Regions from separate parts of the Homo sapiens genome. Here region 2 is linked to region 1. The links are chromatin loops, found by intact Hi-C in ENCODE. Cell type or tissue: gastrocnemius medialis. All regions are shown on one strand. Links, peaks and the distances in the headings refer to the core of each region. The heading gives the core; the rest is flanking DNA. Region 1 overlaps PPP2R3A (protein phosphatase 2 regulatory subunit B''alpha). Region 2 has its middle 46 kb from the start of PPP2R3A.

Region 1 (15,947 bases), core at 5,378-13,377:
TGACTGGGATGGAGCATGACAGGCTTTGCAGGTGCTGGTAATACTGTTTTTGGATCTGTGTGCTAGTTATACGGATATGCCCACATTGTGAAAATTCATTGACTAGGACACCTGTGATTTGGGTGTTTTGTGTGATTATATTTCAGCAAAAATCTTTTTAAAAAATCATGGCATGGCCAGGTGTGGTGGCTCATGCCTGTAATCCCAGCACTTTGGGAGGCTGAGGCAGGTGGATCACCGGAGGTCAGGAGTTCGAGACCAACCTGGCCAACATGGTGAAACCCAGTCTCTACTAAAAACACAAAAATTACCCGGGTGTGGTGGTGGGTGCCTGTAATCCCTGCTACTTGGGAGGCTGAGGCAGGACAATCAATTGAACCCAGGAGGCGGAGGCTGCAGTGAGCCAAGATCGCACCATTGCACTCCAGCCTGGGCGACAAGAGCGAGACTCCGTCTCCAAAAAAACAAACAACAACAAAACATGGCAGCCATGAATACAACTTAAAAAAACCTCAACTATTTCCATGTATTTTATGCCCTTCTTTAGGTATCCATACTAAGAGCTAACAAGGATTTACTGTAACACCTAAAATAATGATGCACATTCAACAGGCAGGAAAAGCTTATCTTAGCTTCAAAGAATTTGTGATCTGCTTAGAAAAACCAAATATTTAGATACGAAAACAAGAATATTAACAAGCAATATCTCAGGCTATGAAGAATGCTATAGTAGAAACAGGTGCAATACTGATATGTAACTGATTCCCATGGGAAGGCCTAGATAGAAACACTCCCCAGGTGGGCTCTTTCTGTTAGACATCTCTCTCTCTCTAAAACCTTAACAAAGGTCAACTAGGCCAAATGACTGTGGACCCTGCATTTAAGCCTACAATACGCACAGTGCCATAAAAGCCATGAAGATTTTGAGGTCACTTCTCTTCTCTGCCCTGAAGTAGTGAGTAGGGAGCTCACCCCTACTTGAAAGGGAAGCAGACAATACAAGCAAGGAGAATTGAAGGCAGAGATAGGAAAGCATAAGGGAACATGGCAGCAGGAGATTTCTGCAGAGTAGAAGACCTCTTAGTGTCAGGAAAAAGAAAGAGAAGTCTGTGGGTGATAGGAGCAAAGGGACCCTGCTGCCTGGCAACACCCTAGGGGTGCAGCTAAAACCTTAAAAGAAAACAGCTGTGTGTGCATCTAGGCAGACGGGCCATGGGTATCTTCACCAAAGGTTCTGGGGCTTGACACGTGGCACAGAAGCAGCAAAGACCTCTGGATCTGAAGGGAATCTGCTAGCCAAAGATGGCTGATGTCTCAGCAGTAACTCCCAACCCTAATGCTTTGGTACCGTGTAAGACCTCAGAACTGTGGCACAGCTCCAGGCTGAGAAACCTCAGGAAGGTCTGAGGTTAAAAATATCCGCCAACCTGGTAAACGAAGGCTAAAGTTAGAAATTCAAATCCAGAAACTTATACTTCTGATAGATCTGACGTTTATTCAGGTCTGAGACTTATCCTTTTTTTACATGTATAATATATGGATATACAACACACAGAGTTTAAAATTTCATACACAGAAAAGGAAAAATGAGAAGTACAGTGCCATTGTTTTATCTGGTTCCATCAGTGAAAGCTGCTCCCTATAAATGAGTTTTCTAGATAAGTACATATAGAGTCTATGCTACTAAAATAAATTACTAATCTCAGCTGAAATCTGGTAATGGGATTGGGACTACTGCCATTATCCTAAATTACTCCCACACTAGAGTACATTTAGAGCTTCTGGGTCTTTTTTTTCTCTTAGTGTTTCTTACTCTCCTCACTACCTTTGTAGTCTGGTGGTGTAGTCTGTTTTTTGCAGCTCTCCATGCACTTGATTCTAGTTATCCTCTTTCCCTTCTCCTATTCTAATTTTCTGTTTCAAATATATCTTGGGTTGAAGAATCAGGAAACCAAGCATTTAAAAACTGTACTTAAATAATGGGTCAGGAGGCAGTGAGTGAAGACCCCAGAGTTCGTGAGAGTGATCCTGGTTACATCATGACCTTTTCTTTCTTTCTACCAGGTTCTTAGCTATGTTCTACGCTAACAGAGAAGTTATCTTCTTGCATTCTATCATTTCAGAAGGTGCTTCAGTGATTGCTGTGGGTGGGCAAGGGGGAGGATGAGTGGCCCCTCTCCTCTGCTTCAGTGGGAGTAGCCCTGAAGGAGTAGCTCTTTTACTACTATGGGTTCTGTTTTAGATTTCATTTAACGAGATTTCATTTAACGAGATTTCATTTAACGAGAGGATCTTACTGCTAAAACAAGTTTGAAAACCACTCTTCTAGAATCTGATATCTAGATCTGTGTAGCTCAATTGACATGTTATAGTTGTAAATTTTAAACAAAACTGCTGAAACTCCAAAATTAGAACCCATTTTCAAAAGGAGATGAAAATTACCTGAAGTAGAGGGATGAAATCCTCCTGTTCTAGAGAGCTGCAGTTGGGCTTTGCTAGAAGACAGATGAATTTAGAGGCATCATCATGATGGTTATTCAGCAACCTATAAAAGAAACAACTGCTTAGGAAGATTAGTTCCTCTGAACAAACAATGACAATAACATCAATAGTTAGTAATTTCAGTTTGATCTGAAGGCCACTCAGATCAACAATCAAGTAAGGAATTTACATAATCAAAGGATGTTTTAGAATGATGAGCTGTCTATAAGGTTGGATGAGTACTGAAGTCTATTAGACCCTCTTCCCTTCCAGGGGTCTCAGCATGAAGTAATAAGGCCTTGACCTTGATGGTAAAACGGAAACAGGAAGGAACAGCTGTCTAAAGCATTTTCAGGAAACATTCCTCAGGACTCCAGTAACCTCATCTAGTATTCCAAGCACCCAATGGTTCAAGCTAGAAACTTGGGAGTCGTCATGAACTTCTCCCTTCCTTTTACCCCGACACCTATCAACTACCATGTTGTTTCATTTCTACCAAATTTGCCTCTTTCTGTCTCCCACTGCCAATATCCATGCTTAGGCTCTTGTTTGTTGCTTGATATTTCTGAGTAACATATTTGATCACGTCATTGTCCAAATTAAAATTCTTCTGTCAAGTAGGCTAAAGTCCCAGCTTTTTTTTTTTTTTTGAGACGGAGTTTTGCTCTTTTCACCCAGGCTGGAGTGCAGTGGCACAATCTCAGCTCACTGCAGCCTCCACCTCCTGGGTTCAACCAATTCTCCTGCCTCAGCCTCCAGAGTAGCTGGGACTATAGGCGCATGCCACCACGCCTGGCTAGTTTTTGTATTTTTAGTAGAGACGGGGGTTTCACCATGTTGGCCAGGATGTTCTTGATCTCCTGACCTTGTGATCCGCCTGCCTCGGCTTCCCAAAGTGCTGGGATTACAGGCGTGAGCCACGGCGCCTGGCCTAAAGTCCTAGCTTCTTGACCTGACATAGAAGGGCCTCCAGAATCTGATCCTACCTGCTCATGTCCCCTTCTCTTACCATTCCTGCACTTGTGGTTGCACAAATGTTCCATGCCTTCTCACACCAGGCATTTGTAAATGCTACCGTCCTTACCACAATACCCTTTTCCCTTACTTCACCTTCCAGGAACTCTTGCTGGCCTCCTGTGTCCTTCCATGTGCTTATTATTTCTGTCATGGCTGTTCCACAATAGCATAACCTTATTGGAATAACTTTTTTTTTTCAACTTTTATTATAGGTACAGGGGTACATGTACGGGTTTGTTACAAAGGTATACTCAGTGATGTAGAGGTCTGGAGTATGAACGAATCCATCTCTCAGGTAGTGAGCATAGTACCAATAGCTAGTTTTTCAGCCCTTGCTCCCTCCATCCCTACCCTTTCTTGTATTCCCCAGTGTCTACTGTTCTCATCTTTTTTTTTTTTTTGAGACGGAGTCTCGCTCTGTTGCCTACGCTGGAGTGCAGTGGCGCAATCTCAGCTCACTGCAAGCTCTGCCTTCTGGGTTCACGCCATTCTCCTGCCTCAGCCTCCCAAGTAGCTGGGACTACAGGCACCCGCCACCACACCTGCCTAAATTTTTTTTTGTATTTTTAGTAGAGACGGGGTTTCACTGTGTTAGCCAGGATGGTATCGATCTCCTGACCTCGTGATCCACTCACCTCGGCCTCCGAAAGTGCTGGGATTACAGGCGTGAGCCACCACGCCCGGCCTGTTCTCATCTTTATGTCCATGTGTACTTGATGTTTAGCTCCCACTTACAAGTGAGAACATATGGTATTTGGTTTTCTGTTTCTGCGAATTTGCTTAGGATAATGGTCTCCAGCTGCATCCATGTTGCTACAAAGAACAAGACTTCATTCTTTTTTACGGCTGCTTAGTAGTCCATGGTGTACCTGTACCACATTTTCTTTATCCAGTCCACCATTGATGGGCATGTATGTTGATTCCATGTCTTTGCAATTGTGAACAGTGCTTCATTGAACATATGGGTGCATAAGTCTTTTTGGCAGAATGACTTATTTTTCTTTGGGTATATACCCAGTAATAGAACTACTGGATTGAAATGTAAACTCTGTTCTTTGAGAAATCTCCAAACTGCTCCATGGAGTTCAGCCATGTCCACCTCTTTAGTGAGACTGGGGAAATTTCCGTGGACTATATCCTCATACGTTTTCCAAGTTGCGTACTCTCGCTCCTTCTCTCTCAGGAATGCCAATGAGTTATAGGTTTGGTCTCTTTACATAATCCCATATTTCTGAGAGTTTTCATTTTTTAAAATTCTTTTTTATTTTTGTCTGCCTGCATTGATTCAAAGGAGTGGTCTTTGAGCTCTGAGACTCTTTCCTCAGATTGATCTGTTGTTATTAATGCTTCTAGTTGTATTATGGAATTCCCGTAGTAAATTTTTCAATTCTAGAAGTTCAGTTTGGTTCTTTCTTAAAATGGCTGTGTCATCTTTCAACTCTTGGATCATTTTACTGTTTTCCCTGGATTGAGTTTCAACTTTCTCCTGTATTTCATTGAGCTTTCTTACCATCCAGATTCTGAATTCTGTCATTTCAGCTGCTTTAATTTGATTAACAACCATTGCTGGGGAGCTAGTGAGATCATTTGGAGGTAAGAACACACTCTGGGTTTTAGAATTGTCAGAGTTCTTGTGCTGGTTCCTTCTCATCTGTGAGGGCAGGTGTTCCTTTATCTTTTGATGTTGCTGTCCTTTGTCCTTTGGATGGAGCTTTTTTGTTTTTACTTTATTTCCCTTGAGGGTTTGACTGTGGTGCAAGCTGAGTATAGCCAATTGGCTTTATTTCTGCATGCTTTCAGAGGGCCAAGGCTCTGTATGGAATCTCTTCTGGATTTCTTTTTTTTTTTTTTGAGATGGAGTTTCACTCTTGTTGCCTAGGCTGGAGTGCAACAGCGCAACCTCGGCTCACTGCAACCTCTGCCTCCCAGGTTCAAATGATTCTCCCGCTTCAGCCTCCGGAGTAGCTGGGATTATAGGTGCCCATCACTATGCCCGGCTAATTTTTTGTATTTTTAGTAGAGATGGGGTTTCACCATGTTGGCCAGGCTGGTCTCAAACTCCTGACCCTCAGGTGATCCACCTGCCTCGGCCTCCCAACGTGCTGGGATTACAGTTTTCTGTCTTTCTTGAGACAAAGCCTGGCTCTGTCACCAAGGCTGGAGTACAATGGCGTGAACACAGCTCACTGCAGCCTCAACCTTCTGGGCTCAAGTGATCCTCCTGCCTCAGCCTCCCAAGCAGCTGGAACCACAGGTTCATACCATCATGCCTGGCTAATTTTTTTGTAGAGACAGAGTCTTGCCATGTTACCTAGGCTGGTCTTGAACTCCTAGGCTCATGCAATCTTACTGCCTCGGCCTCCCAAAGTGCTGGGATTACAGGTATGAGTCACTGTGCCTGGCCTGTATGGGATCTTTATTTGTGGCCAGAATCCTGTACTGGGTTTTCTCAGGCAATTCATGCTGGAATTTTTTGGTGCTGTAATTCAAGCTGTAACCTGGGAGATGGCATTTAATAGTAAGGGCTACCAGGTAGACTGCAGGTTAGGGGTATGTCTGTGGGTGGTCTGTTCATGCAGTAGGTCAAGGGTGAGGGATCCCTGGGTAGGGTGATGCTGCCTTGGCCGTGCAGCTGGTGTGGTGCCCACAGCCTAGGTTTTTTTGGCCAGCAGATAGCAGTGAGAACTTCCCAGCTTGTGCTTCCTTGACAGGTCTCCTGGTTACTGCCCAGAATTTGGCCCAACCAGCTAGTTTGTCACAAGACTTCTGCACCCAGATCACTGGGCTATTAGGTGTTCCAGACTGCCAGGCTCCCTTGGGTAGAGGTTGTGGCCCAGTTCCTGTGCCAGCCCATTAATCCATACCTCACTTTTCCCAGTGCTCTGAGAGTAAGGGCTCTTCCGCCACTTGAGTTCCAACCACAAGTCTCAGCTTGGCACTCCTGGACTGTGTGCTCTAACCCTGGGGGCCTGGGACCAGGCCTGTAGCTTAGTTCTCTGGCTCCCTGAGGTCGAGCACCAGCTGTGCTGGGTGAGCCAAGGTGCTCCCAGGCCACCAGTAAAAGCGCTCCACTGGGGGCCACTGGCAAAAGCGCTCTCGCAGGGGAGTGGAGGCTGTGCTGTGTGCCTGCTCCTATGGGAGAAGCCAGACAGGAGCCCTGGGAGGGGCTGGTGGACAGGGGAGTGCATGGATCAGATACGCCCTGGTCCTGTGGGAAAGACAGCCCTGCTCTCTCCAGGTCTGGCAGTCAACAAAGGTTAGAGCCTCTTAGAGGAATATGGAGAGCCTTGGGGGATAGGTGCCTATGGTTGTGTTTTGTTGCAGCTGTTCCCATGCAAAACCCCATGGGCTCTGTGTAGCCTCGAGCTCTGTCTCTGCCAGCTCTCCAAGCAGTTTTCCCTGCCAACTCAAACGTCCATGGTGGCTGTGGGATCTCTTGCAGCTAGAATCCCAGATGTCCACAGTGACAGTGGCCTGCTCTGCAGTTACTTCTTTCACCCCTTCCTTAGGAGCCATTCAGAGCCCATGCAGGGTTCTCAGTTTCCTCCCTCTTCAGCCTCAGTGACTGCATCATCTCTCCACTGACTCTCAGTGCTTTCTCTTAAAAGGTCTGTTCAAAGTATGCTGGTTTACTCAATATTTTGGTTTCTCTTGGTAGGAAAGAGAAGCTCTCCCTGGCTGTGTCTTCTTGGCCATCTTAACATCCTTGTCTTTTTTTTTTTTTTTTTTTTTTTTGAGACAGGGTCTCATTCTGTTGTCAAGGCTGTGGTGCAGTCTCATGATCATAGCTTACTGCAGCCTCAAACTCCTAGGCTCAAGCGATCCTCCCAAGTAGCTAGGATTACAGGTGCAAGCCAGCACACATGGCTTGGTGTAACTCTTTCACTAGACTGTAAGCTCCTTACAGGGTATAAAACTGTCTTACTTTCTTTGTATCCCAACCGCCCTCAAGACCAGACACAATACCTGGCATATAGTTAGCATTCAACAAGTGATTAAGGAAGAAAAATAAGAAAATGTTTTTGATCAAACAGATGTATACTTCATTTGTGCTTATTAGAGCTATACTATGATTTTTATACTTATTCTCCATAACATTCCTCAACATGCTTAAGGCTCCTAAAGTTAAATAAACACATGTTTCAGAAAAAGATTCACGCAATAGATGCTAATAGGAGCCACCTCTCAGGATTAGAAAATGGGTGGGATGATCACAATAGAAAAACAGTGAGGTCTTTCAAAAGAACTACTTATATATATAAAACAGAATAGTAAGATATAAAAACAGCAGAGACATGACAGATGAGAGCTACTCTGAGAGGACAAAGTGAAATCAGAAATGGTCTTTTGCTGTGAAATAGAAAGAAAAGGTGAATTACAATTTTCTGCCAGTGTTACTGGCTGGTCAACTCTATGGCAGGAGAAAAGATGATAAAAGTCATGAAAGCTAAAGAATGAAGGTAAGCATAGCTATTCTAAACTAGCATCTTTCAGAACTTTTAGGACAAAATGTTATTTTGTTAATGGACAAATGATACATTGATATGAAAAGGTAAAAGAAAGTAAAGCATAATAAAGCTGAAGCAATATTATTGATTCCATTTGAGATGAGTTCTGCCCAAAAGCTGATACTCTAGGACCTCAAAAAGAAATGCTATGGAGCAATGTCTTTCTCCTAAAAATGTCCTGACTATAAGAAGAATATATGTCAGAGTATAGACATGAAATGGGCAGCGGCACAGGGAAAGGAAGTGGAACAGAGCCCTTTGGAGGAGAGATACTGAGGCCTCCACCCCATGAGCAGTCTGACATGAGAGAAATTATTTCCCTATATTCTGTTTTTTTTTGAGATGGAGTCTCGTTCTGTCACCCAGGCTGGAGTGCAGAGGCGCGATCTCGGCTCACTGCAAGCTCCGCCTCCTGGGTTCCCGCGATTCTCCTGCCTCAGCCTCCTGAGTAGCTGGGACTACAGGTGCCCGCCATCTTGCCTGGCTAATTTTTTGCATTTTTAGTAGAGATGGGGTTTCACTGTGTTAGCCAGGATGGTCTCGATCTCCTGACCTCGGGATCTGCCCACCTTGGCCTCCCAGAGTGCTGGGATTACAGGCGTGAGCCACCACGCCCGGCCATTTCCCTATATTCTTATGACTTTTATATTTGACTCTTTTTTTTTTTAAGATTATGTAGAGCTACTGGAGCAAATCAGCATATATATGTATTTTCCAAAATGTTTTAATTCTGTATAATTACCTGTTAGCAATTTTTTTATTTGAAAGTTTTAATATACTATACTTGAGCCCACATTGCTTTATGCAAATGTTACAAAAAAAAAAAATTACAAAACTAAACACGTCTTCTCCAAGGTCAACGTGGTAACTCACACCACCATGTTTAGCTGCTTAGTCTCCCAAAATAGCCACACTTGGGGCTCCCTTCAAGCACCCTGGCTTTTAAAAGACATTTTAAGAGCTCAAAGAGGAGTTTCCACTAGAGGGCACTCAAACCATTTTAATATCTGACTGTAAAATAACACTTTAATTTAGAGACACACTTATCTATTCATAGAATTTTTCTGATGAAAAAAAGACAGGGATAGTTGCTCATGCTATATAACTTCATAAGCAATTTTCCTGCAGTTAACCAAAATGGAGACTTGTACTTCATGTCTTTCCCCCGCTTTTTGCGTTTTGCAGAAATGTCTTCCTTACAGATAAAATTTAAACAATTCATCTGAATAAAATACAGCTATTGTGGTGGTGGCTATGATCTATCCACCAACATACACTCTTTTTAAAAAAATTTTTTTATTTTTAAGTTCCAAGGTACATGCGCAGGATGTGCACGTCTGTTACATAGATAAACACGTGCTGTGGCGGTGTGCTGCACCTATCAACCCATCACCTAGGTATTAAGCCCAATATGCATTAGCTATTTTTCCTAATGCTCTCCCTTCCCTCACCCCACCCCAACAGGCCCCAGTGTGTGCTGTTCCCCTCCCTGTGTCCATGTGTTCTCATTGTTCAGTTCTCACTTATGAGAATACCCTCCACCAACATAGACTCTTTAGTTCTAATGTGATGTATGAAGAACTTGAACTTGACCTGCTGCTAGATTTTTAAAAATAAGAATACATTTATTAATCACCTACTATATTCTCAAGCATTATCCTATTAAGGGCTTTTAGCTGAAATGAAGAAATTAGAAAGAATCTGTCTGTTCAATCTGCTGCTATTATAGGTTGATGTTAAATAATAATAACAATAGGTGAGTAGCATTTCCCAATAGTTTACCAGGAAGGATATTTAGCTCAGAAAAGGCGAGAAGAACATGCATAACAAGGGTGCTGATCAGTTAAAAGAGGCAGAAGGGGCAAGCTGTGATACTTAGCTAAGATGTATAAATATACCAAAAAATAACTCCTAAAGAAGAAAGAAGGGAGAAAAAAGAGATAAAGAAGAAAGATGTTGGGTTTGAATTCAAGAAAATTTGTCAGAATGTTAGAATCCAGGAAAAGCTTGATAAATATACTAGTCCTTCAGTTCCTTAACTGGAGCTTTCAAAAGGTAATGATTAAAATCTATTAGAATTCAGTATTTCTAACAAATCAACTATATATAATTCTAAATTGGATCTATGGGAATGAAAATGTATTTCCCATGTGACACATCTGATTTGCCCCCCATAAAGGGGAGTTCCTTTTTGCTTATTTCACTGCTGCCAGATTCAAATCCTGAGACCCAAATTTAACAAGTAAAAGTGGCTGGGTGTGGGGTTCACACCTATAATCTCAGCACTTTGGGCAGCCGAGCTGGGAGGATTGCTTAAGGCCAGGAGTTTATGACCAGCCTGGGCAACAGAGTGAGATCCAGTCTCTATAAAAATTAGCCAGGTGTGGTGGTGCCTGCCTGTAGTCCCAGCTACTTAGGAGGCTGAGGTAGGATTATCACTTGAGCCCAAGAGTTTGGGGCTGCAGTGAGCTATGATTAGGTCTCTGCACACTAGCCTGGGCAAAAAAGTGACATTCTGTCTCAAAAAAAAAAAAACAAAAAAAAAAACAAAAAAAAAAACAAGAAAAACCAAGTAAAACTAATAAACTATCAAATAGTTTTTAAAGAAAGATTTCTGCAGATCTGCTTTACTGTTTTTTAAAGAGGTTAGATAAAGGCTTGTGGCAAAGAACTTGTATGTGAGTATAAATGGTTGTAAATCATTGAATTTTCCTTGTTGATATAAAGAGTAAAGGGAAAATGTATAAATGAGTAAAATAGGTGACCTTTAGAAAGCATGTCATGAGGGTCACACAATTCTTTGCCTAGCTCCAGAGAGACTGCTCACATACTTACTTTCTCCACATGGCAATGAATGACTGTGCTGTCACAAATCCTGTCTTCTCTCCCCCTGCAGCCCTGAACATGGGGGCTTTCCAATAGAGAGGACAGCCACAGACCTGCAAATAGAAAACACATACAGGGTAAGCCAACAGGGAATGAAGAGATGACACGGCCAAAGAAAAGATCTTTGTGGCTTTTACCCTTCATGCCACAGTGGATGGAAGAGCCCTCAGGAGAACAAAACTGGAGCATAGGAAAATATATCAACTAGGGTAGATTCAGAGAGAGGCAGAGGGGAAACAAAATAAGAGAACATGTTCAATGAAGAAAACGGAAATTCATTTATGTTTTCTCCAAGTCCATTTAAAGTGATTCCCTCCTCCAACCTGACAGTTAAAGCAAACAGCATCCCTTCCCACCACTTTCTTCTTTTTTGAGACGGAGTCATGCTCTGTTGCCCAGGCTGGAGTGCAGTGACACAATCTCAGCTCACTGCAACCTCTGCCTCCTAGGTTTAAGCAATTCTCCTGACTCAGCCTCCTGAGTAGCTGGGATTACAAGTGCCCACCACCACACCTGGCAAATTTTTGTATTTTTAGTAGAGATGGAATTTCACCATGTTGGCCAGGCTGGTCTTGACCTTCCGATCTCAAATGATTCACCTGCCTCAGCCTCCCAAAGTGCTGGGATTACAGGCGTGAGCCATTATACTTGGCTTACCACTCTTATAAATTTACTACCTTCTAGAAAGAAAAAGAAATGACTGAATGTCACAGTTGTAATATATGTCCTTCATTCATTCCTTAAGCAGAAAATAACTTCGTGTTAATATTCCACTACCTATCTCCTTCTCTCTCCTTTGCCTATTATGTTATTAAGTCCCAGGTTCAAGAAGAACCAGAAAATCCTAGACTGCTCAAGAAAACAGCTATCATATCTATTTAAATGGTTATAATTCAGGTAAAAGATGAAAGGTAAAATGCTATAATTTATTTATATATTAGAGGCTACCACAAATGATTACAAAGCCTTAGGAAAGACTGGAAATGAATATAAAACAATTTTAGTACCCTAAAAGGTATTGATTTTTCTCGATAAAAAGCTCTTCCTTTCAATTAAAAAAAACCTGAAGGAGAAAAAATTCTCTATGAAAAGGGAGGTAAATTTAGTAAGAACTCTCTTTCTCATGAGAGTAAAAGGACAATTTATTTTTAATTGAAAGGAAGAGGTCCCCAAGTCCCAGGCCATGGACACATGGAGAGGTAACAGTCCGTGGCCTGTTAGGTACTGGGCCACACAGCAGGAGGTGAAGGGCAGGTGAGCGAGCAGTACCACCTGAGCTCCACCTCCTGTCAGATCAGTGGCAGCATCAGATTGTTATAGGAGAGTGAACCCTATCGTGAACTGTGCATGCAAGGGATCTAGGTTGTGCACTCTATCTAACGCATGCCTGAGGATCTGAGGCAGAACAGTTTCATCCTGAAACTACCCCCACTCTACCCCCATCCATGGAAAAACTGTCTTCCACAAAGCTAGTCCCTGGTGCCAAAAAGGTTGGGGACCGCTGCTGTAAGTAATAATACAATCGTTACTATTAGCAAAGAAATAGTCTCCAAATCATCTCAATTTCTACACACACAGAAAACATATCCCAAATGTGGAACTCTTCAACAAGTCACATTTTGTTATGAGATAAATATGTTATTATTCACATTAGACCCAGGATCTGTTGCGCCCTCATCATTCTACAGAGGAAAAGCCTCTCCTCTAGAGGAAGACTAGATGTGCATCCACCTTAGGCTTAGGTGAAGCTGCTCCTGGTGTGAGACTTCAGTGCACAGGGGACCCCCACAGGAGCCTGAAGAGTACCTAGTCTGACATTAGTTATCCTGAAAGAACATCCAGGCTGCTGGGTTCATGGAGATATGGAAGGCAAGATTCAAGCCAAGGGAGGTAAGGACAGGGCAGAAATAAGAGGCTGCTACTGCCAGGGCCACTAAAGCATGTCTGCAAGCAGAGCAGAATTTAAGATTTTTTAAGTCCAGAGGTCGAATATCTCATACCTCCACTGGGGTCAAGAATGAGGGAAAGGTGTTGCTTAGCAACCATGTGATTTTGTTTATTGTATACATAATTATTACCAAGGTGCAAAGCTCACAATTAATATACTCTGGCTGTATAAGCTGTTGAATCCACTTTCCCCAATCCTAGACTCTCCTTTCATGCAGAATGGTGGTTTGCCAAGAAAATGCTCTTAGACAGTCTTAGTGATGGGCTAGTGGCAACTACTGGGAAAGAATCGTCTGTATCATGGAGGCAGGGTGAATGGAGCCACAAACAGACGGTGTGCGGAGACGCTGGAACTGGCTTACCAAAGTGCTTCAAACTCCCACCATTAGAGTCACTCATGAATTTTTCAGAACTGGAAGGGATCAGGAATCTTTTAACTTCCTGATCAGAAACACTTCCAGGGGCTGTGTGCTTACCACCTTCTGTGGGGTAACTTCCACTAACTAAGCAAATTTCATTCTCTTACAGTCTTTTCTCCAGAAGACTCCTATTAAAATGGATATACACCAGCTCATAAGGAGGATTAAGTCTCTGAAGATTAATAAACTTATTATGACCCAGAGGCAAAATCCTCAGAGACAGGGTACAGAACAAAGATGTTCTGAAGTAGACTGGAAAAGGTCAGCCTATTGTTCTCATAGTGGGGTACCCTGAGTAGCCAAGTGTTATACAGCAGGAGGGTATTATGCCCTTGGAAAAATGACAAAGGGAAAAAATGGGAAAGGCAGAATGGTAAGGGCTATGGACATTACACTCTATTAAAAAAAGTATGCTAGCCTGCATCTGCTTAAAAATCAAAGATTTAAGGTAAAAGGAGCCAGGAGATCAATAAGAACCTAAACAGTAAATGGTATTAATCTGAAGGCAAGAAAATAGCACTTTTATTAATAGAAGAGAGAACAAGCTTTTTCTTGTTGAAGTGTGAAGTGTGAATACTGACATTTTGTTTTTGTTTTTTTTTTTACAAAGGAAGAGTGGATAGCAAGTGGGTATACACAGAGATACAGAAAATAGATTTAGGAAACTTATTTTTAGAGGGGGAGGCGAGTCAATATATGGTAATCAAAGTTCTGGAGCAAAGAAAACTTGATCAACACCTACGATTTGATCTAAGAATGGCCAACAAAACAAATAATCCAAAGCAAGGTTGTCTAATGATACACATAGGAGAGGATGATTACCCAATGTTTGTAATCTTCTTTCAACATTTAAAGATGTCTCAGGCTTGTAATTTCATTTGGCCTTCACGTGATCCTCACATAGATGAGGGCAGTGATTTTTTTAATCCCATTTTACAGATGAAGAAATTCAGGTACAGAGAGGCTACCTTCCAGGCCACAGGTGTGATGGGTAAAGATGGTGCTATGTCAGCCAGAAGACAGGAGCTGCGGGGCTTTGTATGGTTCAGAAAAGAGTCTTATTCCTTTTCCTCAACTTTCTGCTAGAAGTTAAAACTCCATGATGAATCCTTTGGCCCAGTCTCTGAAAAATGCATTTCTTACTGTTTCTCTGTTTCTGTTCCTAAGTTGCTTTCATTTCTCTGAGATTCATTCTCTATTCTTTTCTTCTCTATCATTACTTAAAGCTGTGGAAAAACGTACAAACTACACACTGAGAATTTAACCAGATGTAAGCATTAAGTTCTTCAGGGCTGTTTGAGGTCTAAGATGAATGAGCTAAACTTCACCAACAGATGCAGATTCCATAAACACAGAGTTTTCTAGGCACTTAAAAACAGATCCCAGTCTTTACAGCTACACTTGAGTGCCACTAAGAGTAAGCGGCAAACTCAAGCTGGTCTTCCAAATAACTTTATAAACTACAAGAATCCATAAGAACATTCATTTATTGCTCTAACAAACTCTCTCCTCCTTACTCCTTAAAGGTTGCCTCTCTTCTCCTCTTTCCTATGCCAACCTATCATAAGAATATGAACAGTAAGTGCTGGAGACACAGAGCTCACTGCCTGGTACCAGAAAAGACTTGCATGCATAGTAAAGAACTGTCGAAAATAAGGATGACTTAGTGAGTACTAATAGACTGCAATAGCCAAGTAAAAGCTAAATTAAAAGAGAATTAGGAGTAATAAAAAGTCTCTGAGGACTGAGGGGATCATGGTGGACGGGAGGCAGGACTAGACTGCAGCTCCAACTTGGGACAGACAGAGCAGTGTGTGGAGGCTTGCAGTGAGAATTTTCGCTCCAGAACAACTGCAGGAATAAATCAGGAAACCTGAGAAGACCCACAGACCCCCTGAAGGAAGCGGACTGTTCCTGTGGGACCCAAGAGGCACCCCAAATACTGTGCTGGTATACACAGCTGAGAGACCCACAGAGGGTTCACATCACAGGACGCTGTGCAGACAACCCCCAGTAGCAGTCCAGAGCCTGGACTTGCTGGGCGGCTAGATCCAGAAGAGAGATAACAATCACTACAGCTTGGCTCTCAAGAAGCCACATCCATAGGAAAAGGGGGAGAGTACTAAATCAAGGGAACACCCTGTGGGACAAAAGAATCTGACTAACAGCCTTCAGCCCTAGACCTTTCCTCTGACAGAGCCTACCCATATGAGAAGGAACCAGAAAACCAACTCTGGTTATATGACAAAACAATGTTCTTTAATACCTTCAAAAAATCACACTAGCTTATCAGCAATGGACCCAAACCAAGAAGAAATCCCTGATTTACCTGAAAAAGAATTCAGAAGGTTAGTTATTAAGCTAATCAGGGAGGCACCAGAGAAAGGCAAAGCCCAATGTAAGGAAATCCAAAAAATGATACAAGTGAAGGGAAAAATATTCAAGGAAATAGCATAAATAAAAAACAATCAAAACTTCAGGAAACAATGGACACACTTATAGAAACGCAAAATGCTCTGGAAAGTCTCAGCAATGGAACTGAACAAGCAGAAGAAAGAAATTCAGAGCTCAAAGACAAGGTCTTCAAATTAACCCAATCCAACAAAGACAAAGAAAAAAAAAAGAAAATATGAACAAAGCCTCTAAGGAGTCAAGAATTATGTTAAACGACCAAACCTAAGATTGATTG
Region 2 (15,947 bases), core at 4,364-12,363, 120 kb after region 1:
AAAAGTCCACAATAAACAGCTACTTTGGTGCTTTTGATGGTGTTGATATTAAAGTATGAACCAAAAATCTTATTGTTTTGATTTCCTCATTCCTGCCATTAAAAGAAATTCCCTCTAGTACCAATGAAAGTGTAGAAGGAGATTTATGATACTTGTGTGTAATATAATACTTGGTACATAGCTCTCTACCATTTTCATCATCTCTTAATTCTCATAATATTTCTCACTTGATCCTCAAAACTACCACAGAGGGTAGAGAGGGAAGGCGTTGCCCATTTTATGGACAAGGCTTCAGCCTCATTTTTCAGACAAGGTTGATCCAAGTCACATGACAAACTGCTACAGAATGGGAAGAAGAACTCTGATCTTTCAACATCAAGGGTAGTCCTTTTCCTGTACACAGTGCTGTGTGCCTCTGAAGACATGTGGAGAGACGCTGTAAGTGGCTGCATATGAGGGATTGCAGCTATAATCTGAACTGGTTAGCAGCTGATCTCCCTGAGGCTATATCCAGTCTCCTAATGCTGTTTCATATTAAACATGTTTGGGAGTTAGTCACTTGGCTGGCACATACCAGCAAAGTGATTGCTTCAGCCCTGCTTGAAAATTCTAGGTCCTCCCTTTGCCTGGGGGTGGCAAACTCAATGCAAACCTCAGCTACAATCTTGCAGACACTCTGGGGCTGAAGCTGCCTTTGTGTTTCACTTATACATAATATCATATTTTCAGTAAAAGATCAATGGATGAATTAAGTATTATTAGTCTTTACCTCAATGTACCATCAAAGCTGTTCCTGTGAATGCCACCCCTTCCAAGGAGAGACTGGCAGATCAACAGGTTTAGTCTCACATATCAGTGGGATTTGGGTATAAGTATTTGGCTGCATTTAAACCTGCAGGTGGAGATGCCAGGTTCCCTGTAGCCATCCCCTATCAGGGAGGGGACTAATTCTTCTCAAGCCCTCTTGTGCCTGGGTGCCCAAGTCACTGGCACCAGGTGGTGTGGAGGGATGGAAAGCCTTGTTCTTGCATGTCAGGCAGGTGGATGGAGTCTGCTTCATGCCTTCATCCTGCCAGCCCTGTTTCCTGAGGTGGGCCCATGCTTCCATTTCCCTCGTGCCTCAGTGAAACTCTTCTACCCAGTGTCCCCTCACCGTGTTTTCTCCGGTTCTTTGAGTGTGCCCTTCTTATGGCTCCTTAGTCCCTGGCCTGTAAATGAGATAAGTCTGTTACACTTGACTTAGATTTTTGTCTTTTATTGTTGATCCTTTTCCCCAATCTCTGGCTTTTTTTTTTTTTTTGCCCTACATTCCTATTCCTTACTACAATTCCTAGCAACCATTTTCCTAACCCTTTGCCAGATGCAAACTTTGACAGTTGTCTTCTTATAAGATTCTGGAACTCAACTCCAAAGAGCCATGGCTTATAGGGGAGAAGGAAGAGGGCAATGGTGCCTGCCACCTGAAGAGTAAGGCCTGCTTGTCCAGGTGAAATCTTCCTGCACAGAGTTTATTTGAAGGTTAGTATTTTTATTGTTGTTGTTAATAAAGTAGAATAACATCTATTTATTTTTTAAAATTTTTATTATACATGTTGTATTCATGGAAAATCAAGAACTTTAAAGGAACTCAAATTAGATCTAAATTATGTTCAGCTCTGAACTGGTTACAAGTCATGTTTAGCATGGGAACAATTAAGCTGAAACTTTCTTCTCCTTATAGGTTACCAACATTTTCTTGATTTCCGCAGTAGCCTTCCCTGGATTCAGACCTGTGGGACAAGTCCTTGTGTAGTTCATGATGGTGTGGCAGTGGTACAGAGAGAGTGGGTCCTGCAGCTTGGCCAGGTACTCTTCTGTGAAGTCTTCTCTGGAGTCAATCATCCAGTGATAGGCCTGTATAAGAACTGCAGGCCCCAGATATTTGTCTCTGTTCCACCAGTAGCTGGGGCAGGTGTTGCTGCAGCAGGCACAGAGAGGAGGCTGAGGTGGGAGAATCACTTGAGCTCGAGAGGTCAAGGCTGCAATGAGCAGTGATTGAGACACTGCACTCCAGCCTGGATGACAGAGTGAGATCCTGTCTCAAAAAAAGTAGTTTCTGAATAGGATTCTCTAAGTTCCACTGTTCCAGTACTGCTCAAAATCCAACTGGGAAGTGATGTACATCTTTGGCTCTATCTAAATCCAAGCAAAGTTTATCTATAGGCACCTGATGTCGTTTTGTTCAGACTTATTAGTCATTAAATATTAGCCAGACCCTGGTAGAAAACCTTAAGATTGTCATTAGTGTTTCTTTTACATAGAACACTGTTCATTGTTTTTAGTGTTTCATTTATAGGTGAACTTACCTATTCTCAGGTGTTTCTATATCTGAAAGGATCAATAAAAGATAGTGGTAAAATACTGGTTTGATGGATAGCACATAGGGTCTCAGTAGGTGAGACAGTGAAGGCAGATGGGAGATAGAGCAAGATCACATAAAGGGATCCATGGATTAGCACTCTAAATGAGGTCAAAGAGTAATTGTTTTTGTTTGTTTTCTTTAAAAGAGAGAACTGGAAAATGGACTGGTAATGGTTTTTGGTGTGACATCAGAGTTTAGGTTGGCAGAGTTGAAATAGATCTGGGTAATAATCACATTTAATATAAAGCTGTAGGAGAGGAAGTGGCTAGTGGCTACCAGAAATCTTTGCAGGATTTGAGGAAGAAAGCTTGTTGGAGGTCTAGTGAATGTGGAGTGAATGACGAAGAGAAGAATAGATACCAATGGCCACAAAACAGGGTAAAGGGCTTTTCTAGCCAATGAAGAGTAAGAGTTTGAATATGGTAATATGGAGCCAGAAGAGTAAATATGTCAGTTCCCCTAAATAGCACTAAGATGCTAATCAACGTCCTCACTTCCAGGGGGTTGCAGGAAAGGCAATGTGCTTCAGCAAGGATCGTGTTTCAGTTAAGGCAGGAGGAGAAAGGAGACCAAAGGGGGAAAGATTTCCATTGTAAGAAAAGGCATTTACCAATGGATGAGGGCTCCAGAGGGCCAGCAGAAGGGGTTGAGTTGTAGGAGAGGAAGAAGAAGGAGGATGAGCTAAGGGGAGGTTGGAGGTGATGGTAACAGGAAAAGATAGGCCATTGGAATGGCTAGCATTTAGGCTGGAGGCAAAGTATGTCAGAGTAGAGAGATAGGTAAAGCATGGGCCCCAGGCATAAGGGGTGTGTAAGCCCACACAGAGAGGTTGTCAGCAGTATTTGAAGCTAGGTGCTGCCCACCCTTATGGGCTGGTCAGCAGTGATAGGCTTCTGCCCAGGCCTCCAGATGAATGCAACATGGCTGGGAGGTTATTTTGTGCCGTAGCATGAGCCAGTCTCAAGTGAGGAGGGTAGAATTGTTAGAACTTAGTTGAAAGGAGGAGAATTGTACATGTTCTCAGGCCTTCTGTGAAGTGCATCTACACAAGGGCTCTGATAAATTAACCAAACTTTTCCTTATGTTGGTAACATACTCTCATCCCTTGGTGTCTTCCCGGAAGCATTGGGTCTCATCCGTAGAGTCCTCAGCATTAGGAGGGTTAAGAATTCAGCCCCTAAACTTCTTGGCCAAACTAGCTTGACCTGATGATCATATAATAAAGCTGCTCCTAAGAATCTTCATCATCACGGCAATGGGTCTGCTGACACCTGCGCTCTATTGTCAGGGTGACCACATCTCAACGAAACCTGTAGCAGTCAGGTGGCCAGTCACGAGGGATTTAGATGTGAAGCTAGAAACTTAGTCCAAGAGGTGGGCGGTGGGGGGAGGGGAGGTGGGGGATGGTGCACGGGATAAAAACCGCACATTCGGGTTTTGGGAAAACCATGATATTAAATCAAGATAGAAAAAGCAACAAGATAGATGTAATGCTCAATCATTGAGTGGCTAATCTAATCTTTATGCAACTCAGATGTCAGTTGGGGTCACCCTGACTCTTAGTATCTGTGAAGATTGACTCAAGCCCCATCCTGGGGAAGTACAGTGCCCTCCCACATTATGCATAGTCCTGTGGGCTAACAGTTTCCTAGTCATTCCTGCGATGATTTCCAACTTTGGCTGAGTTCTTTCCCACCCCATTGTGGATCAAATCAAGGGCTCCTTCTCCTTGGTTTCCTCCTAAAGCATCACTCACGGCATTTAGCAGCATGTTGTAGAACTTTAACTGCTGGTGGGAGCTACAGATCAGTACTGGACAATGGATGATGTAGAGTTAATATCAGACAGCCCTGTTCTTAAAAGTCCCCTATATCATTTCTGCCAGCTCCCAGACTCCAGATTCCCACTGTGTGAACTCTCTCTTTCCTAATCTCCTCTCTCCTCCATCTCCTTCCTCTTTCCCACTCCTACTCTAAGTCCCTTTACATTTTCTAAGCAGAGAAATTTAGCTGCTTCTTTGTTAACTCCTGTCAACCTCAGTCCTTGGGCTCACTCTTTCTTCCCACCTAGCTTTTCAAGGTATTTTCCTAAACAAGATAGTTTCTCCTCTAACAGAAATTGTGGAGCCAGCTGGGTAGAAGATTTTTCTCTCTATTTTCATTACCCCTGTCAAAGATAGTTGGCTTCCAGAGTCTGTAATAGGGCTTGACCTGCAAGTTCATTTTAAGTGGCTCCTGATACAATGGGCAGAGGTGGTGGAGGGAATGAAGTTGACAGCTTCCGCAGTCCTGGAGTAGAATGGCGACCTTCTGAAACCGCTGGTTGGTTCTCAACACTGTGGCCCTCTGAGCTGATTTCTCTCATGAGACTTCTCAGACCACATGTACACTCACTCTTGGAAAATGCATCAGCTTGTCCTTTATTCACTCTTTCAGGTAACAGCCTGATCCTCTCTCAGCTCTCTCTTGGAACTCTTGGCCCAAAGATACCTTCTTCCCATCTCTCCAGGAGGAAGACAGACACAAAACAGCTCTTTGTTCAGAACTTGAAAACTCAGTGTCTCCTTTCACCTAATTAGCAGGAAGTACTTTTCCACTCACTTCATTTTCTTATCGGAATTTGCTAACTGGAGCTGAGTAGCTTAGTTTGCATATGAGGTTTGTTTATTAATTAACAGCCTCTAGGCCAGGTTGTCCTTCTCATGACTTAATATCTAACTCAGCACTGGCGAAACCGGGAAAGAGTGCTTGCTGGTAGATTTTCCTGTGATGAGAAAGATCTCCAAAGTGATGTAACAGCTCTTGTGCCTTTGCTGGAAGTTATCCCGAAGATTAAGACCCTCCAAGGAGTGTAACCTGAAATATTTGGGGATCCTTGACAGAGATTGGGGATGGGCACCACTTTGCCAGTTTGTTTTAATAATGAAGCGAGACAAATGGCTTGGGACTCTAAAAGAAAATAGTCAAAATATTTTTTATTTTTTTGAGACAGTCTCACTCTGTTGCCCAGGCTGGAGTTCAGTGGCATAATCATGACTCACTGTGGCCTCAACCTCCCTGGCTCAGTTGATCCTCCCACCTCAGCTTCCCAGGTAGCTGGGACTATAGGCATGCAACACCATGCCCAGTTAATTTTTATTTCATTTTTTGTAGAGACAGGGTTTCATCACATTGCCCAAGCTGGTGTCGAGCTCCTGGGCTCAAGCAATTCACCTGCCTTGGCCTCCCAAAGTGCTGGGATTACAGGCGTGAGCCACTGTCCAAAAAAAAAAAAAAAAAAAATTATTTTGTTTTCCAACAAGCTCACTTTATTTTCTACTCAAGAAGGCACTAAGTAATGACCAACTGTAACCTCACTAGTTTCTCCATTCTGTGCTATTAGGTTGTGATAGGCAGAATTTTGGCCCCAAAACTTTTGCCCCCTGGTGTTACTCCTGTGGTTATGTTATGTTAATTGGCAAATGAGACTTTACATATGTAATTAAGGTTACTAATCAACTGATCTCAAAATAGAGATATTATTTGAGTGGGTCCCAGGGAATTATGTGAACCCTTAACAGCAGAGCTTTCTCCTAGCTAAGGCCAGAGTAGGACATCAGAGAGATTCCAAGCATGAGAAGGAGTTGATGTGCTGTTGCATCTGAGAAACAGGGGCCATGTGCAAGGACCAGAGACAGGCGTCTGGGAACTAAGGGCAGCCCCCAGCTGACAGTCAGCAAAGAAACACAGGCCTCAGTCCCACAACCCACAAGGAACAGAATTCTGCCAACAACCTGCATGAGCTTGGAAGTGGATTCCTCCCTGGAGATCCAGAAAGGAACACAGCCCTGCTGGCACCTTGTCTTGGACTTTGTGAGACCCTAAGCAGAGAACCCAATTGAGCTACACTGTACATGGACCTCTGGCCTATAGAAACTGTGAGATAATAAATATGTGTTGGTTTAACCTTCAAGGTTTGTGGTACTTGGTTGCAGTAATAGAAAATGATCACATGGGCTTTCTATCTTTTATTTGAAAAGGAGTGAGCAGTGGAGATGTCTTTTCTTAGGAGGAGCTGACCAAGTAAGGGTCTTTACGGCAAGGTTCTGTGGAAAAACTTGGTCACTGTGTTCAAAGGGCTGGCCTTCTGTTTTATAATCTAGAGCTACCTAGTCCAATATGGCAGCCACTGGCCACATATGACTTAAATTTAAATTAAATAAAATTGAAATTTTAGTTTCTTATTTGCATTAGCTACATTTTAAGTGTTCAGTATCCATGTGTGGCTAACGGCTGCTGAATTGGAAGGCACAGGTATAGAACATTTCTTTTAATGCAGAAAGTTCTATCGGACTAGAGCCAGTCCAATAGAACCAGACTGGTTCTGGTCTAGATGATTAGCAATGATGGCCTCCAATTACACTGTTCTTTTTTTCTCATTTGCAGCACTGAGAGGTAGGATTTCTCCACTCTCTAGTAGAATTATTACAAAGCAAAAAACATGCAAATTTCTCCCAACTGCAGCAAGAAATATGTGAATTTTGTGGAAACTTTCATGTCTGTATTTTTTTTTCCCCCTTAGAGACCAGGTCTTGCTCTGTTGCCTAAGCTGGATCATAGATCACTTCAGGTGTTGAACTCCTGGGCTAATTTTTAAATTATTTGTAGGGATGGGGGTCTCGCTATATTGCCCAGGCTGACCTTGAAGTCCTGGCCTCAAGTGATCCTCCTGCCTTGGCCTCTCAAAGTGCTGGGATTACAGGTGTGAGCTACTGTGCCCAGCCATCTCTAATATCTTTACATATCACTTGTATAAATTATCTCCTGGGAATAGGAAGCCCTGGCCTTGCAGTAGAACATTTTAGAAATATCAGTGACTGGGTATCAGGCCTTGCTATTTTTCCAGATGGAAGAGGGGTTACCACATTGTGAATGACCAAGAAGTCCCTTGCTCTGGGCTACAGAATTTTCTAAGCGTCTCCTGTTATATAGTAAGACAAAGGTCTTTGTCTAACCACCACAGTCTGTTTGGGTTTGTTTGCCTCCGTGGGTGACTTTATTGGCCTGGCCTGAGGCAAACAAATCCAAAAAAACTATGATGGTTAGACTTGCCTTCTTATATTAGTTTCCAGTGCTCAAGGTGACACTAACCTAGATGAGTTAAAAAAGGCTTATTCTCTCAGGAGACTGAAGCAGGCAGTCTCTGGATCTGTCTTTTGGCTGAGGCTCAAACAACAAAAGTTGAGACTTAAGACTTCGTGGCCCTGGCGAAATTCACATGTAACTTGTGGCCATGAACTAAAGCTTGCAGGTGGTGCACTTGGAGATGTATGGTGCAGGCCAAGGGCAAGGACACGGCTTAGGGGTCAGAAGACCTGAGTGTGAATGCTGCATCCATGTTGCTGTACTACCCTGAGCTACTTAATGAATGTTTTTTCATATTTGGTGAAACAGAGGATAATAATCTCCAATTTTTGGGGTTGTGGTAGAGTTGTAAGGATTGAAGGAGAGAATTGCATGAATTTTCTGGCACCTAGGAGGCTCTCAGGGAACAGTAGCTAATGTTACTCACACATGTATCAGCCCAAGGTTATATCAGAAAGAACCATCCATCAATATCCTGGCCAGTCACCTCTGTAGTGTTGTCTCATTCCCACCTCAATCACCACTTCTATGGCCATACCCTCAGCCCAGTCACTTCGATAATTACACTATCCCCCCAAACATTCTACATCACTTTTCAACATCCTACTTCCTCACCTCTACCCAATACATTCCTCTGAACATCTGATTCCCTGCGATTCTCCCATCTCACTGAAACCTCCAATCCATTATTTCACTGAGGAAAACACAAGCAACCAGAAAAGAACTTCCACAAGCTCCTACCACCACATCTACCTACCTTCTGGCATTTGTGCTCAGAGATTCTGCCTTTCCTCATGCGATGATGGGCAAACTGTCTGTGCTTCTATCCAAGACTCTACTCTGCATCCAGCCCCTCTCTCCCACTCTAGAAACTTGCTCTTGGAGTTGTCCTTCTCTCCTGCATCATTAATTTCCCCCGCTTCGCCAGATCATTTCCACTGCATTGAATATACTAACATTTCTCATATTTAGAAGATTTCTCCTAGACTCCTATCCTCCTTCAACTACCACTTTTCCCTCTCCTCCCCTTTATAGTGCCCTTCACTGGTGTTTTCTCATCCCCTCAATTCTAAATGCTGGAGTGCCCCAGGGTTTAGACCTCAGAATTCTACTCTGTCTACACTTACCCCCAGGGGATTGCATACAATCCATGAATTTGAATATTTCCCACATGCTGCCAAATTTATATACTCTACCTGGGCCTCTCCTCTGAACCACAGACTCATGTCCCATTGCCTACTATACATCTCCACCTGCATATATATGAGGCATCTTGAACTTATTATATCCAAAATGAACTGTTGATTTTCAGCCCCTAAATCTGCTCCTCCCATAGTTGTCCCTGGTTCAGTAAATAGAACTCTATTCTTCCATTTGCTCATGCTAAAAAGCTTGGTTTTACCTTTATCCTTCTGTTTCTCTCACGTACTTCATTGAGTCCTTCAGAAAGCAAAGGGAGAGAGTCTTGAAAGGCTATTTTGTCCAGGCCAAGGATAAGTCCTGAGTCACCAAAGAATACTACCCTCTAGTGACCAGAATTATACATAACCTGCATGTATTCATTCTTATTTCAACAAATATTTTAAAATAGATTTGGAGCATTTACCATGTTCCAGGCAGTGTTCTAGGTGCTGGGGATATAGCAATGAAAATAAAACAAAACAAACAAACAAAAACAAAAAACAAATAAAACAAAAAACAAGTAACATTTTGTGAAGCTTACCTTCCATTGGGAGGAGACAGAAAACTTGTTAGACGGCTAAAGAAAAATACATCAGAAAATAACAGAAAGTGTTAAAAGGCTGCTGTTTTAGATAGTGTGGTTATGGAAACTTCTAAGCTGACATTTAAGCATAGATACTTAAGCATTAAGGAGAGGGAGCCATGCAGAGATCTGGGAATAAATTATTCAAGCAGAAGGAATATGTGCAGAGATTTTGAGGCAGAAGCATGCTTGGGGCATGTCCCAGGAGCAGGATGAACCTCTGTAGCCAGAGTGCAATGAGTGAGGTGCATAAGTGGTGGGAAATGAAATCACGGAGGGAGCTGGGGTGAGATTCATAGGCCTTGCAGCCAAAAAACGGAATTTGGAAATTTTTTTCCGACAGGAAGAGAGCCAGTAGAGGGTTTTGAGCAGAGGTGCATCGTAATCTGACTTACATTTTAGAAGGATCAGACTGACTGCTGGCTGAAGAATGAACAGTAGGTGGAAACAGGGAGACCAGTTAGGGGCCTGTTCCATTTCTCTAGGCATGAGAAGATGGTGCCTGAATTAGATGATTACTGTGCAGGTGGCGTGAAGTACTGGACTGAGATTTCTTTTGAAGGTCGACCTGACGGAGTTTGCTGAATACATGGTACCTGCACAATTCATACTTGTTGGATGAATGGATACACAGAGGTGAGTATTCTGGGGTGAGGCAGGACTTTTCGGGCCTGGATGGAATACCCTGCCATACACCCCCCACTGTTCTTTTGTTGTTCACCTGCAGACATTTGATGACAATACTTTGTTCCAGGTGCCCTAACTCTGAGGAGGGGTGGCTCAAGATTAAACAAGAGGGTATTGCCACTGGAAAATATCTACAATTCTAATTTAGTAAATTGGGTTTATGAGTGATTTTTAATTTCCTTGTCCAGTTTTGCTCAGTTTGACCAAGTCTCTGATAAAGTTGAGATCCAAACCTGAAAATTGGATCCTAAACTCTAGAACCTGGTGGTCCCACATAGTTCTTTCAAGCTGTTGAGCCCATTCTGAGTCATTAATTGGGCTCCTTTTGGGGAAGTTTCTTCGATTTTTAGCAATATGTGGTTCTATTACTCTTTGAATTTGGAATGTAAAATTTCTAATAATTGGGTAGGAACACAGCTTTTATTGTCAGAAGATTTATAGAGTCTTTCTTTACTTCCAAGTTCCTTTCTTCAATTCCAAGGACAGCAGTAATGCCTGCCAGGGCCAGGACTATGGTGAGCCACGTGAGCTGCACAGGGTGCAGCATTTAAGGAAGCACCTGAGAGTGAGTGCCTCCTTAAATGTTTTGCTCCAGGCATTTGCTCGCCTCACCGTAGTCCTGGCCCTGATGCCTACAGAGAAGCATTTTGGTTTATTAACCAGGCAGCTCTAGCATGAAGAGCAGGACCAGTTCCCTACTGTTTGGCCATGACTGTGCAGCAGAAAGCTGCTCTCAGAGAAAGCAAATGGCATGGAGAAGAGCCATGTTCTGGAAAGCTCTGCCAATTTAGAAATTAAAACCAGTGGGAAAATGGGGACAAACATTATGAGGTTTTGCTTCATAATTGACTCAACAAGCCACTGGCATTCCATTTGTTGAAGCCTACCTGGATCTACTAATCCTATTTATAGCATTTCTATCTTGTTTGTAATTCCTCAGATACAGCATTAAAGAAAAAAAGTTCATTCTCTACTATCTTCTTCTGTGCCTTCTTTATATACATTACAAAAATTAACAGAATAAATAATGGCTGCAGTATAAATGCTTTGGACAATCAGGTAAGGGTTTATTTTTAAGTTTGGGTCAATAATTTCCATCTTCAAAATGAGCCCAAATTGACTGAGTGATTCTAAATTAGCTCTTTAGTTTTTTACTCCAAACCATTGATAATGCCACTATTAATTTCAATTATTTAGAGGCAGCATTAATACATGTAAAACAAGAACAGCAATGACAGAAAGGAATAAATTACTTGCTGCAGGACAGAATGACATTTTGAGTGGCACAGGGATTTTTTTCCCTTCACACACTTTGTGCTTTGACATTTCACTTGGCACAAACATTTCACAAATTCTTGACCTAATCTGATGTACTGTTGTTTAGCAATTGCTGACATGACATATTTTAACCTCAAGCTCACTGGATTCCAAATGTTACCTTTTTCTGTCAATCAGGGTTGGGTGACCTCCAAAAAAACAGTCCAAGAAAAGACTACGTTCGTAGGACGTTAAGTGTATTTGCCCAGAATGGAGAAGTAGCAGTTTGAAGTAGGGTTTCGGGTGGGGTGGGAGGAAGAGGTGCTGTCATTTAGGGCAATTATAGGGTGCAAAAAGGGCAGAAGACAGATCCCCAGGGAACCCTGACATCTTGAGAGAGGCAACAGCCCCAAACATAAAATCTCTAGGAATAAACCTAACAAGAAATAGGTTAGGCACATATGACAAAAAATGTCAGAGAATGAGGGGATAGAAGAGATTTAAATAATGCAGAAATTACACTGTCTTCCTAAAAGGGAAGCATGTATTGTATAAACACGTCATTTCTTCTCAAATTACTCTATAGATATAACTTGATTGTCTCTAGGCCTTACTGCCTTTGGGTATGGAAGGGTCATGTTCATATGAATACCTAGATTTTTCTTGTTCATTAGCTTCTATTGACATCTTCTCCCTCCCAGGTCTTTACTCAAGAATCAGCCGACTCACGTGGCTCTCCTCTGCTCTCCTTTTTAAGGGCTATATCAGTTAGAAATGCTTTTAGTTGCAAGTAATAAACAACTCCACCAAAAGTGATTTAAATAATAAAGACATTTAATTGTCTCTTATATTTAGTCCAGAGGTAGGCAGTTCCAGGTGTGATACATTGGCTCAATCAACAAAATCATCAAGGACCTAGGCTCTTTCTATGTTTCCATTCTGCTAACCTGGAAAAATTGCTTTTTGTCCTTAGCCTTGTAGATGCAAGTTGGAAGAACTACAGCTCCAAGCATAATGTCTACATATTACCATGCTCAAAGCAGGAAAAGTGGGCAGGGAGAAACAGGTTTTCTCACAAGGATGTGTCTTTGTATTAGGCAAAACAATATTTTTCTAGAACCCCTCCCACCCCCAGCAGACTTCCCCTTCCATCTCATTGGCCAAAGCTGGGCCATGTTGCCCATCTCTAGACCAATCACTGGCCAAAGGGAGTTGCAACTGCCACGAATGATCAAACATGATTCATCCGTGGCTGCTGTGACTGTTGCTACCAGAACAAAACTGTGATTCTGTTAGCTATGAAGAATGGGACATGGCTGGTTGGATAGGCAACCTATAGCATTTGCCAAAAGATGCAACACCTATGGGCATTTGAGAGAGGCCTCCATAAGACCACTGCTCTGATGGCTGCTCCAGACTTTTTTGATCTGCAAGGCACAGACACTACCCCTGGTAGTTTTTCCAAGTCCTTAGCATGTCAAAGTTGCTTAGCTGCCTGCAGTAAAGAGGGACAAAGAGTGACCTTCTCGGCAAACAGCAATGCTCCTTGTGACCCATCTTGCAAAGGTGCTCATGGAAATTGCTCCTGCCTCTGGTGCCGTCTTTCATATAAACTCTGCAGGTGGGCTCACTCAGCAGCCATCTTTATCTCCCTTCTCCCACCTCCATTCTGCCATTTAGAAGTTAAACATCATCCTGCAGCCTCCTTTTCAGGGAAGGGGAGTCATGTGTGTGACTGTTTTGGGCAATGCTAGATAAGCAGAAATTTGCTAGGGGTTTCTAGAAAAGCTTTTACTTTTCTGATAAAGGCCTTAATGCCAGCATGCATCACTTTGCCACTTAAATTTAATATGATCCTAGTCAAAGGTACTAATAGGATTTTAAAGGGTGACGACAGCAAAATTATTCTAAAGTTTATTTGGAAAAATAGACAAGTGAGAATAGCTAGAATATAAGCTTCATTAGGGCAGGGATTATATAAAAGTAATTTCCAATGCTTTTATGCTTTAAAAAGACTTCCACATTCTGAAATCCATTACATATTTATCTTATTATTTTTTTCTGGTTTCATTTTTTACTGTAAAAAAATCCAAGTGTCAAAAAGTCACCATATGCAACCTTAAGAGACAAGCAACAAACTGGGAAAAGTCTCCCTGTTTCAGCAAGGTGACAGAGGAGCAAGATGTCAGGGGGCGGGAGTGAGAGCCAGTGTGACTGAAGCATGGAGTCTCCTTTATACAGTCTGGTGGTATATTATTATCCCCACATATTATTATTATCCCCATTTTGTCAGTGAGGAAATTAAGAAGTGAGATAATTTGCCCAAGATTAGATAACCTGGGGTCAAAATCCAGGTGTTTTTGATAGTAAGCCAAAGTCTGTACTCTGTCCATTACACCTCACTGCCAACCAAATTCTGAGAAAGTTTAACTTTCCAACTGAATTAGAAATAATCAGAGGAGTGGGACAGAAGAGGGTAATTTAAGAGATGTCATGGGAGGTGGGAAGGTGTAAATTAAGGGGGAAAGATGGAAGTGAAAGTTATCTACAATACATAGACCACTACTGGGTCTAGGATCATTGGGAATGAACAGGCAGGAAGGATGGACCTCCAATTAATGTTGCCTATGGCCTGGACTGAATTCATGCACACACATCACCAAGGGAGTGTATAGTAGAAAGCGCACAGACCTCTTCTATCCAACAGATCTTCCTTGATCCCCTTTCATCACTTACTAACCACATGTCAAAATGAGAATGAAACAGAATCCTTAAGTAATCCAACCACAGCCACCATCATATTGCAATGTTCAATTCTCTTAAGGTACCCTGGCTGGTGCTCTTCCTCCAGGTGTTCTGATTGCTGCCAGATTGCACTCCCAGAAACCAATGGCACAGTCCCAGAGCTACATTTAAAGATGTTGGTGTGGCAGCAAAATTTGTTTGTTGGCAACAAGCACCCAATAAGCAGAATTTTATTTTGGTTGCAAGTATCCACCCAAACTCCATGAATTAAATACTCCTGGTTGACATAGCATAAAGATTGCATGATTGAACCCACAGCTGTCCAGAGAATTTTTTTTTAGACAGATGCATTATATTTAAAGCGGAATGGCCATTGTGAATTGACAAAGGTAAAACATAATTAAATAAAAATGATTATACTCACCATGGATAATTTCTATCAGTACTATTTATATGGCTGAACAATGAAATCCATGATGGAAGAGTTCCATTTAAAACTAATGTTGCTTAATTTATGGTCAGCTTTTCAAAATCTTAACTTCAGTCACTTTTTGCTCAATACAATTATAGCCATAAATAATTTAAGTTGATTAAACTTGAACAATTCAATTTATGAAAGATTACAAAGTACCATAAATTTAGCAAATTTCTATTTATAAATACAGATCAGATAGCACATGGAAATAGGTTTACAATTTTTGTAGAGAAAATTTTAATACAAGTAATATAATGAAACACCGGTTTATCAAAGTGATCAATAAAACTAAAGATTATCACAGTCTTTTTTATAAGTTAAAATGACTGACATGAGAATTTATGTTATTTATCCTCTTTAATAATGAACAAGAACACTCAATTAAAATAGCCATATTAATTTCCTAGTTTAGTTTATTTGCTTATTATTTTACAATTGCTCTGAGCTATTGCTTTGATGTCTGTAAAAGCTATAATTTTGCTGCAAACCTTGAAATTAATTTAGAAACAATTTGATGTCCCATTTTTCGGTGAACAATTCAAGAAACAAGCAGGTAAAACTAATCACAATGCATTGGTGTGAACATACTTTAAAGGGTATGTGTAGGTGGAAAAAACATGTTCTTGATTCAGATGGTTTTTAAATATTTATAATACCATATTTATACATGAAACTTACACACATATAAAGGCAGTTATACAAAGTAGATGCTTAGGAAATGTTTGTTGAATAAATGACTAACATACTTTGCCAAACACAGATAAGTGCACATCACCATGTCATAGACACGCTATCTAAAACTTAAAGAATTTTAAACATTAAAAAAGTTTATTTAAATGATGTGTGGCATATTTGCTGGAGGAAGTAGGGCACAAAGTTCCTCAGACAAATGTCACCTCACATCTGTTTTGTTTGTTGCACAGCATGGCGATTTTAACTACCTTTTCCAGATCCTCTTCAATTTCTGCACCTGTGAACTAAAACGCAAATATTATTAGAAAGGTTCAATCCTTCCCCTAGGGAAGCCTCATTTTTCACTTCTTATTTTAGAAAGAATCTCTGTTGGATTAGATACACTTGTACAATTTTATCTGGCTTTTCAAAACTTCTTATAAAAGCTTCTTTCCTTGTGGGCTCCCAGACCTGAAAGAATACTATATACCAAATTCTACTTTCATTATGCCGTTTATTTTACTGCTTCTAAGTGCCTCATAACATCTTGGTCTCCTACATTCACTTTAAGTCTCTCCCAAATCCATGTAATTTTGCCTCATGCCTCACTCTAAATTTTTAAAAAAATATCCCATCAATCCAATTGCATGTTTATGTCATTAGAGTTAAAAAGGACTTCCTTTACTAATCACACTGGCCTAACAGGTGTTCTTATTTGAGGACATAGAAAGCATCCCACCTGCAGGAAGTATCCTCAGGGACCATCAGGGATCCTTGAGAAAAACAGGCTCCATGGTGGCTGGGGTAGGGGTGGGGTATAGT

What was found. Peaks named below come from ENCODE experiments on the same cell type or tissue, not always from the same donor. Only the 100,000 strongest peaks of a DNase experiment are listed, where the experiment ranks them.
Region 2: a loop joins it to region 1, with 7 times the contacts of the local background. A loop is called at or near these places in 94 of 110 quality-filtered maps.

Annotation. Positions count from the first base shown.
Region 1 is chr3:136,035,857-136,051,803 of GRCh38, reverse strand. It overlaps PPP2R3A (protein phosphatase 2 regulatory subunit B''alpha), which reads right to left. Exons shown (of 14, transcript NM_002718.5): 4 at 10,842-10,945; 5 at 2,443-2,545. Among named protein-coding and RNA genes, the nearest start is that of PPP2R3A, 78 kb to the right of the region's middle. In gastrocnemius medialis, for the core only: a CTCF peak has its summit at 8,978 (motif pointing right); no DNase peak of the experiment used is centred there; H3K27ac peaks cover 1,041 bases.
Region 2 is chr3:135,911,920-135,927,866 of GRCh38, reverse strand. It overlaps the pseudogene SDHBP1. Among named protein-coding and RNA genes, the nearest start is that of PPP2R3A, 46 kb to the left of the region's middle. In gastrocnemius medialis, for the core only: a CTCF peak has its summit at 9,073 (motif pointing left); a DNase peak (open chromatin) is centred at 10,516; H3K27ac peaks cover 798 bases.